Regions from separate parts of the Homo sapiens genome. Here region 2 is linked to region 1. A link is an interaction called in ENCODE POLR2A ChIA-PET data of the cell type or tissue named here. Cell type or tissue: PC-9. All regions are shown on one strand. Links, peaks and the distances in the headings refer to the core of each region. The heading gives the core; the rest is flanking DNA.

Region 1 (5,322 bases), core at 179-5,178:
TCAGTTGGAAAACCGGAAGGTACCTAGTGGTGATTGAAAAGAGGGAATTGTTTATGTTGAAAATTGAGGCATTTTCCTTTGTGTCCAACAGCTTTATACCCTAACAGATGATTTATCTCTCTGTCTTGAACTTCAGGTTCTCTGTGGTTTAAACTAGAATTCGTAAGATAAAAAGTACGCACCAGACAGTTATTTATATCTTTTCCATATGGATGCTTGACTTATTTTTCCAGAATAACTTCACTACAGGGACAGTTTCATTTATCTATTACTGAGAGTTACAGGTGTAGGCTTATATAAAAACAATTTTGGGGTTTTTTGCTTTTTTTTTTTTTTGAGACAGAGTCTGGCTCTGTCACCCAGGCTGGAGTGCATTGGTGGGATCTCGGCTCACTGTAACCTCCGCCTCCCGGATTCAAGTTATTCTCTTGCCTCAGCCTCCTGAGTAGCTGGAACTATGGGCATGCACCACCATGCCTGGCTAATTTTCGTATTCTTAGTAGTGACGGGGTTTCACCATGTTGGCCAGGCTGGTCTTGAACTCTTGACCTCCATTAATCCACTGTCTCGGTCTCCCAAAGTGCTGGGATTATAGGCGTGAGCCACCGCACCCGGCCTAATATTCTTTTAAGTGTTAGAAGTTTATAAAAAGAGCAATAAGTGAATAGTCATCTTGTACCCATCGCTCAACTTGAGAAATAAGGCATTACAGATACAGTTGAAACTCTTTGGGGCCTCTCTTTTATTGCCCTTCATTTCCCCAGAGATACTTACTATCCTGAATTTGATATTTCTTATTCCTATGAACTTATTCCCATGAACAATAGTGCAAGGCTGCTGAATTGGATATATGAGAAATATCTTCCAAACTAAGATTTACCAGTATAGACCAGAATTGCCCATAGATGCAAAAATTCTTTTCTATCAAAAAATTATTTCCACAGCCAGGCACAGTGGCTGACACCTGTAATCTCAGCACTTTGAGAGGCCAAAGCAGGAGGATTGCTTGAACCTAGGAGTTCAAGACCAGCCTGGGCAACACAGTGAGATCCTGTGTCTACAAAAAAATGTTTTTTAATTAGATGGGCATGATGGTGCATATCTGTAGTCCCATGGTTTTTGTTACTCGGGAAGCTGAGGTCTCTGAGAGGATTGCTTAAGCCTGGGAGTTCAAGGATGCAGCGAGCTACGATCAAGTCACTGCACTCCAGCCTAGGCAATAGGGTGAGACCCTGTTTCTAATTTGTATCCCCTGAAAGAATGTTGAGAAATTACCGAAGAAATTTTTGTTTCACTCCGTGCCTAACAAGTTAGATTATAAAAGTTTTAAATCTCTGAATTGAGAGCCAGGTATCTAAAAATATATACCATATAAATATATAAAATATACTGTGACAGATATCTCAAGGATCCTAGCTGTGGCTAGTACTAAACAAATAGGTAGTTGGTGATATACCAGCAAGCTATATGGTTCTTTGACCACTCATGGCAACCTGTCCCATTTATGAGAGAAAAATCTATATCTGAAAGACCTATTATTTTGCATTTCTGAATACCTTAGATAGCTGATTGGAAAATTTGGCCTCTCAAAGTGTTGAGATTACATGTGCTTTTATATAAAAAAGCAAACTCCAGGCCAGGCATGGTGGGTCACTCACGTAATCCCAGCACTTTGGGAGGCCAAGGTGGGCGGATCACAAAGTCGAGTTCGAGACCAGCCTGGACAACATAGTGAAACCCCATGTCTACTAAAGATACAAAAAATTAGCTGGGCATGGTAGTGCACACCTGTAATCCCAGCTACTCAGGAGGCTGAGGCAGGAGAATCGCTTGAACCCGGGAGGTGGAGGTTGCAGTGAGCTGAGATGGCGACATTGCACTCCAGCTTGGGCAACAAGAGCGAAACTCCATCTCCAAAAAAAAAAAAAAGAGCAAACTCTGTTTAGATGACTTTTCTCAAATCCTTAAAAAAGATTTATATCCAAGTCATCTTGTTGGTATAGGTGGTGACATACATCTGTAGTATCTAAATTGGACTTAAGAGTTTTGACTCTCAGGACCTTGATTTCATTATTTAACTGTGTCTCATTTTAGCAGATATATGTATATATGATAGTGATTTTGCCTTCTGTGATTTTATGTTTTGTTTTTTCATTTACAGAGTGATAGATTCGTGTGGCCTTTCAAATGATTGTGAAGTGGTGGAAATGGATCCAAAATAATAAGTGACTTCTCTACCAAAGCATAGAAGATTCTTCATATCTCCTTCCAGTGGCTCAATTTAGATTTTGGGAAGGAGCAGAACAAGTGAAACACAGAAAACTGAAGAGAAGAAATCCTCATTTTGGACCTATATTTCTCCTTGACTATTTCTTAATATCCATCCTACCCATCGTTCTAATGTTTTAACTTTGCTCTGAATTTATAAATAGTAAAGGCCAAAGACATAGAATATACATTTAGTAGCTTTATACCAAGAAATTTGCCTTGAAAGCTGCTGTTCGTGGAGGGAAAAGTGTAGCAAATTCCTGTCTATTTTTATTTTTTATTTTTTTTTAACAAAGACAAGATTTATGTCCCTAGATTTTGAAGGTTAAGGCAAATATAAATACATATCTGCACACTATTTTTTAGCAGTTGCATGAGTAAGAGTAATGAGATTTGTATTTTAAGGACTTTGTCATGTGGATGTTTTGGAGTTGACTGCTCAGATCTTTTATAGGGCTTTAATATTTTTGATCTATTACCTTGATGACATTATTTGTCCACACTTGAGCCCATCTGTCTTTCTAGCTATGACCTTGTTATGAACAGTATTTGCACTCGGTGCAAATATCCATGTCTTACCTAATTAAGCAACATCATAGTGCCATAACTCAAGGAAGTTGAATGAGGTGAACATAGATACAGCTCTTTCCCCTTCCCCCCCTTTTTAAATGTAACAAATACTTTTTATGTTCCCCTTCCCCCCTTCCCCTTTTCCCCTTTCCCCTTTTGGAAACGTGTCAGGAACCAAATAGTTTAAGATGAGCAGTTGAGGGGACTGAGAGAGTGATCGACACAGAACCTGGCTTCTTCGTGCTTCATCATAAGTCGTGCTGCCGGCCAGGTTACTTAAGCACCCTTTTAACAAGGAAACCTTGTGGGAGATCCAGCTGGCCGACTCGAGTTCAGAAACAGGACCACAGAGGTTACACTCTGGGGTAAATATTCTCCATATGTCTAACTTGGAAAGAAGACTCTATGTATATGCATCATGAAAAATACCGACTGCTTTCTGATGTAATTAATTTTGGAGAATATCAGTGGGGTGGTTTGAAGACACCAACAGATCTCAGGAAAACTGATGCTAGTTGGTATTTGAAGAAATTAATGTGAACTAAATATAAAAGCTCTTGAGAGGTTGTATCGTCCTTCTCTAGGAAGATCTTTTTTTCCCCCATCTTGAGGCAGGGTCTCACTCTGTCACCCAGGCTGGAGTGCAGTGGTGCAATCTCAGCTCACTGCAGCCTCAACCTTCCCAGCTCAGGTGATTCTCCCACCTTAGCCTCCAGAGTAGCTGGGACCACAGACGTGTGCCACCACACCTGGCTCCTTTATTATTATTTTTGTACAGATGAGGTTTTGCCATGTTGCCCAGACTGGTCTCGAACTGCTGGGCTCAAGCGATCCACCTCGGCCTCCCAAGGTGCTGGGATTACAGGTGTGAGCCACCGTGCCCAGCCAAGAAGATCTTTTCTACTGCTTTTGCTAGAAGTTACCTGAGTACTTGAAGCAGATTAATCTCTTTTCATAAGTGTCTGTGGTTTTAAATAGATGTTTAATTCTTCATGTTCTTTGATGTAACAATCAAGAATTCATTAGCTTCCTTCATAAAACCTTCCAGATTCACTGGGCGCAGTGACTCACACCTGTAATCCCAACACTTTGCGAGGCTGAAGCAGGATGATCTTTTGAGGCCAGGAGTTCAAGATCAGCCTGGGCAACATAGCAAGACCCTTCCTCTCCAAAAAATAAATCTTCCAGGCTCATGTTACAGTTTTCTTTTGTTTAGAACTTTTGTTTTAACAAAAATTGCTTTTATTTAGAACTTCTCTGAGTTATAAGGCTTGGTAAGTAATCTGTAGACAGGCTCAGAGGGCAGGTCTTTCTGTAAAGAGGAATCTTAGAATAATTACAGATTCCTTTACACATTGGTATCAGATTCTTGTAAACATAAGTGATTTGAATTGTTTTGTTTTCAGATCCTGGCCATGAGGTTGGATGCCTCACCTTACTGAAAGGAGACACTGGACCTAAATGGCGCAGCATGATTTTGTTCCTGCTTGGCTAAATTTCTCAACACCACAGTCAGCTAAGGTACTGTTCTCCATTCCTGTAGTAACTTCTCAAATATGAGAGGGTTTGGGGGTGGTTTTGGTTGTTTTTTGGTTTCATTTTGTTTTGAGACAGGGTCTCCCTCTGTCACCCAGGATGAAGTGCGGTAGTGTGATCACAGCTTACTGCAGCTTTGGCCTCCTGGGCTCAGGCAGTCCTCCTGACTCAGCTCCCAGAGTAGCTGGGCCTACAGGCTGTGTACCACCACGCCCTGCTAATTTTTGTTTTTGTTGTTGTTGTTTTATAGAGATGGAATTTCACCATGTTGCCCAGGCTGGTTTTCAACTCCTAAGCTCAAGTGATCCGCCTACCTGGACTTCCCAAAGTGCTGGGATTACAGGCGTGAGCCACTGCACTCAGCCCAGTCTTGATGTTTTTTAATATATTCAACCTCGTGTGAGGATTTCAAAAACATTTTCATAGACTTAATAGCTTTCTGTTAGAAGGATGTAAGTAATTAGGCAGTCCACATGAATGTCTACCTTATTACTGCCAAGTATCTCACTTTTTTATGTTTCTTTTTTTCTTTTTTTAAGTATCTCACTTTTTTCATTATATCCTAAGGCTTTTCTCATTACATGACACAGTTAAGTGTTGTATTAGCTGCAGCACACTTTGGAGATTAAACGTACTTGCTAACCTATTGTGGAGGTCAAAGGGGCAGAAGTAAAAGGGGAATGGCACTTGGGTAAACAGACCTTTGGAGTGAACACACATTTGTTTATGGCGATAGATGAAGAGGAGGAAAAGGTAGAGGCAGTGATTGTTCAACTACTACATGGATCTCAGATTAAATCCTAGAAACTGTTTTAGAGGCATTAACCTACTTAATAGTTTCAGGGGGGATGTGTGTTGTATTAAGGGTAAACACAAATGGAATTACCAGTTTATATAGATTAAAGCAGACCTAGTCACAGTACACAAAAGAATCAGCCTGAGTTATTG
Region 2 (5,322 bases), core at 78-5,077, 150 kb after region 1:
TCCTGAGTAGCTGGGACTACAGGCCTGCGCTACCATGCCCGGCTAACTTTGCATTTTTAGTAGAGACGGGGTTTCACTGTATTGGCCAGGCTGGTCTCAAACTCGACCTCATGATCCACCTGCCTCGGCCTCCCAGAGTGCTGGGATTACAGGCGGGAGCCACCACACCCTGCTGGTAGGTACTCTTTAGAGGATATTTGCCCCTTAGGCCCTGTAACAACATCTTGGGGAACTGCTTAGAAATGGGAACAGATAGAGTCTTGGCTGGGTGCGGTGGCTCATTCCTGTAATCCCAGGACTTTGGGAGGCCAAGATGGGTGGATCACGAGGTCAGGAGTTAAAGACCAGCCTGGCCAATATGATGAAACCCCATCTCTACTAAAAATACAAAAAATTAGCCAGGTGTAGTGGCAGGCACCTGTCATCCCAGCTACTCAGGAGGCTGAGGCAGATAATTGCTTGAACCCAGGAGGCAGAGGTTGCAGTGAGTAGAGACTGTGCCACTGCACTCCAGCCTAGGTGACAGAGTAAGACTCTGTCTAAAAAAAAAAAAAAAACTCATTTGAAGGCAGATGGGAATTCTGGTTCCCTGGCCTTTATCTTGGCCAAACCTAACTTCCTTGAGCCTTGTTATCTTCATGGAAGATCTCTACTATATTATCAAAAATAGTAATCTTGTACTCAAAACCTTTTGCTTTGCCAAAGCCAATTAAGTCCTAGCAAGTACCACCATAAATCAGGGTCCACATGGGAGAAAATCAAGGGCCAGGGGATGCAGGTGGTGAGACCCTGGGGCTGAGCCAGCTCCGGGCTCTGCTGGGATTCCCAGGCTTCTTGGGGGCGGGTGTGGTAAAGGGAAGGTCCGGGGAGGGAGAACTAGGCTTCTCTGAGGGCTGAGCCAAGCCCAATAGGGCCAATCGTTGGGCAGGTGGAGTGGAGAAGTAGGCCTTCTGCTCTTCTGAGTAGCGCTCCTGGGGTGTCACAGCATCCCGGTAAGTCCAATCACGCCAGTGGAAATTGAAGCCTTCGAGTAGGGCGATACGGTCAGCTCTTGTAGGTACACAGTCATGAGGTTTTCTGGGTGGCAGATCTGGCACCTCTATCCCTGGCAGCAGCACTACCCCTCGGATGGCAAACCAGCCCCCAAATCGGGGGTGTATGCACACACCTGATATGCGCTGGGGAGAGGGTGAAGAAAAGCAAGGTCATGGAGGTCCCCTTGGCACCAAGTCAACTGCCATCATTGCAAGCTAGGCCTGTTCACTTCCCACTCAGTGTACACTGACTACATAAACCTCTGTCCTTTTCTTGGCAAACCCTTTCATAAACTATTCTGAGCACAGGGAAGGGCTGGGCTTCCTAGTCTCACCACTAGTCTTAACACTGCTGTGCCCCCTGTATCCTAAGACAGTTCTGCAGACTAAGTTTTCTGATCTCACGAGTACCCAGTTAGACAACCGCATGTGACAGGACTGCCTCCCATCCAGAACAAAGCTAATTTGTTCTGGGTTGTGTCACATCCATCCAGGGAAGGCTGAGGAATGTGGGACCTGGTAGGGAGAGGCCTTTACCAGTCTATCTCAGCCTCTATTTACATTTTCCCTCTCACCTGGTTCCCCCATGGGTCAGCCTCCACATCTTGTCGTTGGTAGTAGTAAGCAGCCCCAGCTACATGGGCTGCTGTCTGGGCCAGGATCTTGGGGCGTCGGTTGGGGTGCACCTCGTAGTCAGCAATGATTTCTATCTGCAGCTCTGGGAGGCTCTGGAACAGTGGACAAAATAGAGGGTACTGTCAGCATGAGGGGAGTTATGACCTTGTCCGAGGGAGCCCTAGTTTGTTTTGTGTGTGTGAACATGGTCCTGTCCTCAGAAGGGAAAACATGACCTTAACTTGGGAGGCTCCAGTGTGGACATAGTTATAGTTATTTCCAGAAGGGCACATGTTTGAAGGGAAATACATAACACCTGGTGTGAAGGAAGGCATGGTCAGCTTTGGGGAGATCCAGTGGGTATGTACATAGTTATGTGTATATGTGAGTGTGTGTTGGGAGAATATTGTTCTGTCCTCAAAAGGACAGCATAAAGCTTGCAGGTCTAGGACAAAGCAATGCCTGGGGAATGTTGGACTCATTCCTATTCCACTTGGAGGCCAAGGAAAACCTGGTCTGAGGTTCATATAGTTGCCCATCAGTGTAGGGTGAGTGAGACTATTTCACACTGGGGGACTGCTAGATGAGGGTGGTGGAACCTGGGTGTGTGAGAAGGCAGAATGAGGAAAGATCACAGAATGTCAAGCCTGGCTTTAGGGTATCATTTCACCTTTGAAGTGGCTCCTAGCCCTAGGTCTAGATCCTGCATTGAGTGTGGAGGAACTGGAGGCAGCTGTAGGTTTGGGAGCTGGGGGAAAACTGAGCCTTCCTCACCTCTCTAACACGGCCCAGATGGTAGGCCACACACTGGTCCACTGGGTCAGTCAGCATTCGGAGGTGGCAGCTCTGCAAGAAGGGCTTGAGGGCCCGGTCAAACATGGCAGGCGTGCTGAGTACCAGGAAGGCCAGGGTAGGTCCTGGCAGCGGTAGGTGGAAGGCTGGAGGCAAGAGTTCATTGTACCATGCCACCTGAAACAGAAAGTTCAGGCCAGGCTGGAGAGGGCCAGTCTAGGCCTCAGCCTGGCCCACACCTTAACCTTCAGGCCTCACACTTTTGCCCCAGCCTCCATCTCACTCATTCAGTGAATTTTCACTGACGCTATGTGATGCATTTTTATAAGCAACTCAACTGAATTTGACAGGGAATTCATTATTTTTTGAGACAGAGTCTTGCTCTGTCACCCAGGCTGGAGTGCAGTGGCATGATCTTGGCCCACTGCAACTTTGGCCTCCCAGATTCAAGTGATTCTCATGCCTCAGCCTCCCGAGCAGCTGGGATTACGATGTGCACTACCACGCCTGGCTAGTTTTTGTATTTTTAGTAGAGACAGGGTTTCGCCATGTTGGCCAGGCTGGTCTCCGAACTCCTGGCCTCAGCTAGGACCCACCTGCCTCGGCCTTCCAAAGTGCTGGGATTATATAGGCGTGAGCCACCGAGCCTGGCCCAGGGAATTATTTTATTTATTGAAGGACTGACTGACAGCAAATAATTTCAGGCCTCATCCAACTACAAATGAACCAATGAAAATGAAAAACCCCGCCAGGTGTGGTGACTCACAGCTATAATCCCAGCACTTTGGGAGGCCGAGGCAGGTGGATCACCTAAGGTCTGGAGTTTGAGACCAGCCTGGCCAACATGGTGAAACCCTGCCTGTACTAGAAATACAAAAATTAGACAAGCATGGTGGCACTCGCCTGTAATCGCAGCTACTCAGGAGGCTGAGGCAGGAGAATCGCTTGAACCCGGTAGGCAGAGGTTGCAATGAGACAAGATCGTGCCACTGCACTCCAGCCTGGGCAACAGAGTGAGACCCCCGCCTCAAAAAATAATAATAATAATAAAAGAAAATTAAAAACCCAGGAACGAGGACCCACAGAGCAGAGTTCCTAAATCCACAACTGACTGAGGTGCATGAGGGCATAGGAACAGTCAAAGTGGCTGTCAACGCACTTGCCCTCCAAGTCCAACACCTTGAAGGCATTTTAAGACAAAAACAAGATCGGAGATTTCTCAAAGCAGAATCAACATATGATGCCATGACAGTTGTTCAGAAAAATATTGTTAATCTGGAGAAGCATGTTGCTGCAGCCAAGCCTGAGAGGGAGAAAGCCACCTGAACCCTCAATGCCGTTCATGCCACAGTCCAACTCATCCTCAAATGACACAAAACGATGTGGTTCCACCAGTCTCTTCCCAACCAGCACTTCTTTATCCTTTTGATATGTCATCAGGGGAAACTATCAGTGGCAGCAAGCTATGTCTTCACTGAAGATCAAGGGGTTATAATAGATTAAAATTTTACTATATCCAGAGCATCTCCATACAGACAGATCAAAAGACGAGATCATAGTTCCAGGCTATATAACCCTAACTCTAGAGATGAATTTGGAGAGAACAGGCAGTTTTGTTTTTTTTTTTTTTTGAGACGGAGTCTCACTCTGTTGCCCAGGTTAGAGTGCAGTGGCGTGATCTAGGCTCACCGCAACCTCCGCCTCCCGGGTTCAAGTGATTCCCCTGCCTCAGCCTCCTGAGTAGCTGGGACTACAGGCACGTGCCACCACGCCCGGCTAATTTTTGTATTTTTAGTAGAGATGAGGTTTCACCATGTTGGCCAGGGTGGTCTCGATCTCCTGACCTCGTGATCCACCTGACTTGGCCTCCCAAAGTGCTGAGATTACAGGCGTGAGCCACCGGGCCCAGCCCAGGCAGTTTCTTAAAATACTGTTTTTAGGCTCGGCGCGGTGGCTCATGCCTGCAATCCCAGCACTTTGGGAGGCTGAGGTAGGAGGACTGCTTGGGGCCAAGAGTTTTAGACCAGCCTGGGTAACAGAGTGAGAACCTGTCTTTGTTTTTTTATTTTATTTTATTTTATTTTTTGAGACGGATTCTCACTCTGTCGCCAGGCTGGAGTGCAATGGCGCAGCCTCGGCTTATTGCAATCTCCACCTCCCGGGTTCAAGTGATTTTCCTGTCTCAGCCTCCCAAGTTGCTGGGACTACAGGCGTGCATCACTACGCCCAGCTAATTTTTGTATTTTTTAGTAGAGACGGAGTTTCACCATGTTGGCCAGGATGGTCTCGATCTCTTGACCTCATGATCCACCTGCATCGGCCTCCCAAAGTGTTGGGATTACAGGCGTGAGTCACCGCGCCAGGCGAGAACCTGTCTTTAAAAACAAAACGGCCCTTTTTTTTTTTTTTTTTTTAAATGTATACAGTCTCACTGTCGCCCAGGGGCTAGGGTACAGTGGCATGATGTTGGCTCACTGCAACCTCTGCCTCCTGGGTCCAAGTGATTCTTGTGCCTCAGTCCCCCAAGTAGCAGGGATTAACAGGCGTGTGCTACCAGGCCTAGCTAATTTTTTGTATTTTTAGTAGAGATGGGGTTTTGCCATGTTGGCCAGGCTGGTCTCGAACACCTGGCCTCAACTGATCTGCCCACCTTGGCCTCCCAAAGTGCTAGGATTACAGGCGTGAGCTTCCGTGCCAGGCCAAAAAAACCATTTTTATCAGTTAATGATGAACTGATGCTACCAAAGAGGCTAGAAACGTACTTAACCTCTGACTTGAGCCCATCAGGGGTTTTTCTGCTTCTTTTTTTTGAGATAGTCTTGCTTTGTCACCTAGGCTAGAGTGCAGTGAGGTGATCACAGCTCACTGCAGCCTCAACCTC

Evidence for each region. Peaks named below come from ENCODE experiments on the same cell type or tissue, not always from the same donor. Only the 100,000 strongest peaks of a DNase experiment are listed, where the experiment ranks them.
Region 2: POLR2A ChIA-PET joins it to region 1 with 7 read pairs; 3 of 35 experiments call an interaction of 5 or more read pairs at or near these places.

What each region holds. Positions count from the first base shown.
Region 1 is chr1:45,658,065-45,663,386 of GRCh38, reverse strand. It overlaps GPBP1L1 (GC-rich promoter binding protein 1 like 1), which reads left to right. Exons shown (of 13, transcript NM_021639.5): 3 at 2,162-3,203; 4 at 4,245-4,359. The coding sequence starts at 4,300. Among named protein-coding and RNA genes, the nearest start is that of GPBP1L1, 26 kb to the left of the region's middle. In PC-9, for the core only: no CTCF peak of the experiment used is centred there; no DNase peak of the experiment used is centred there.
Region 2 is chr1:45,504,652-45,509,973 of GRCh38, reverse strand. MMACHC (metabolism of cobalamin associated C) reads right to left here. Exons shown (of 4, transcript NM_015506.3): 2 at 2,424-2,618; 3 at 1,610-1,762; 4 at 1-1,178. The coding sequence ends at 759. Among named protein-coding and RNA genes, the nearest start is that of MMACHC, 7.0 kb to the right of the region's middle. RefSeq lists an enhancer at 920-1,009. In PC-9, for the core only: no CTCF peak of the experiment used is centred there; no DNase peak of the experiment used is centred there; H3K27ac peaks cover 1,308 bases.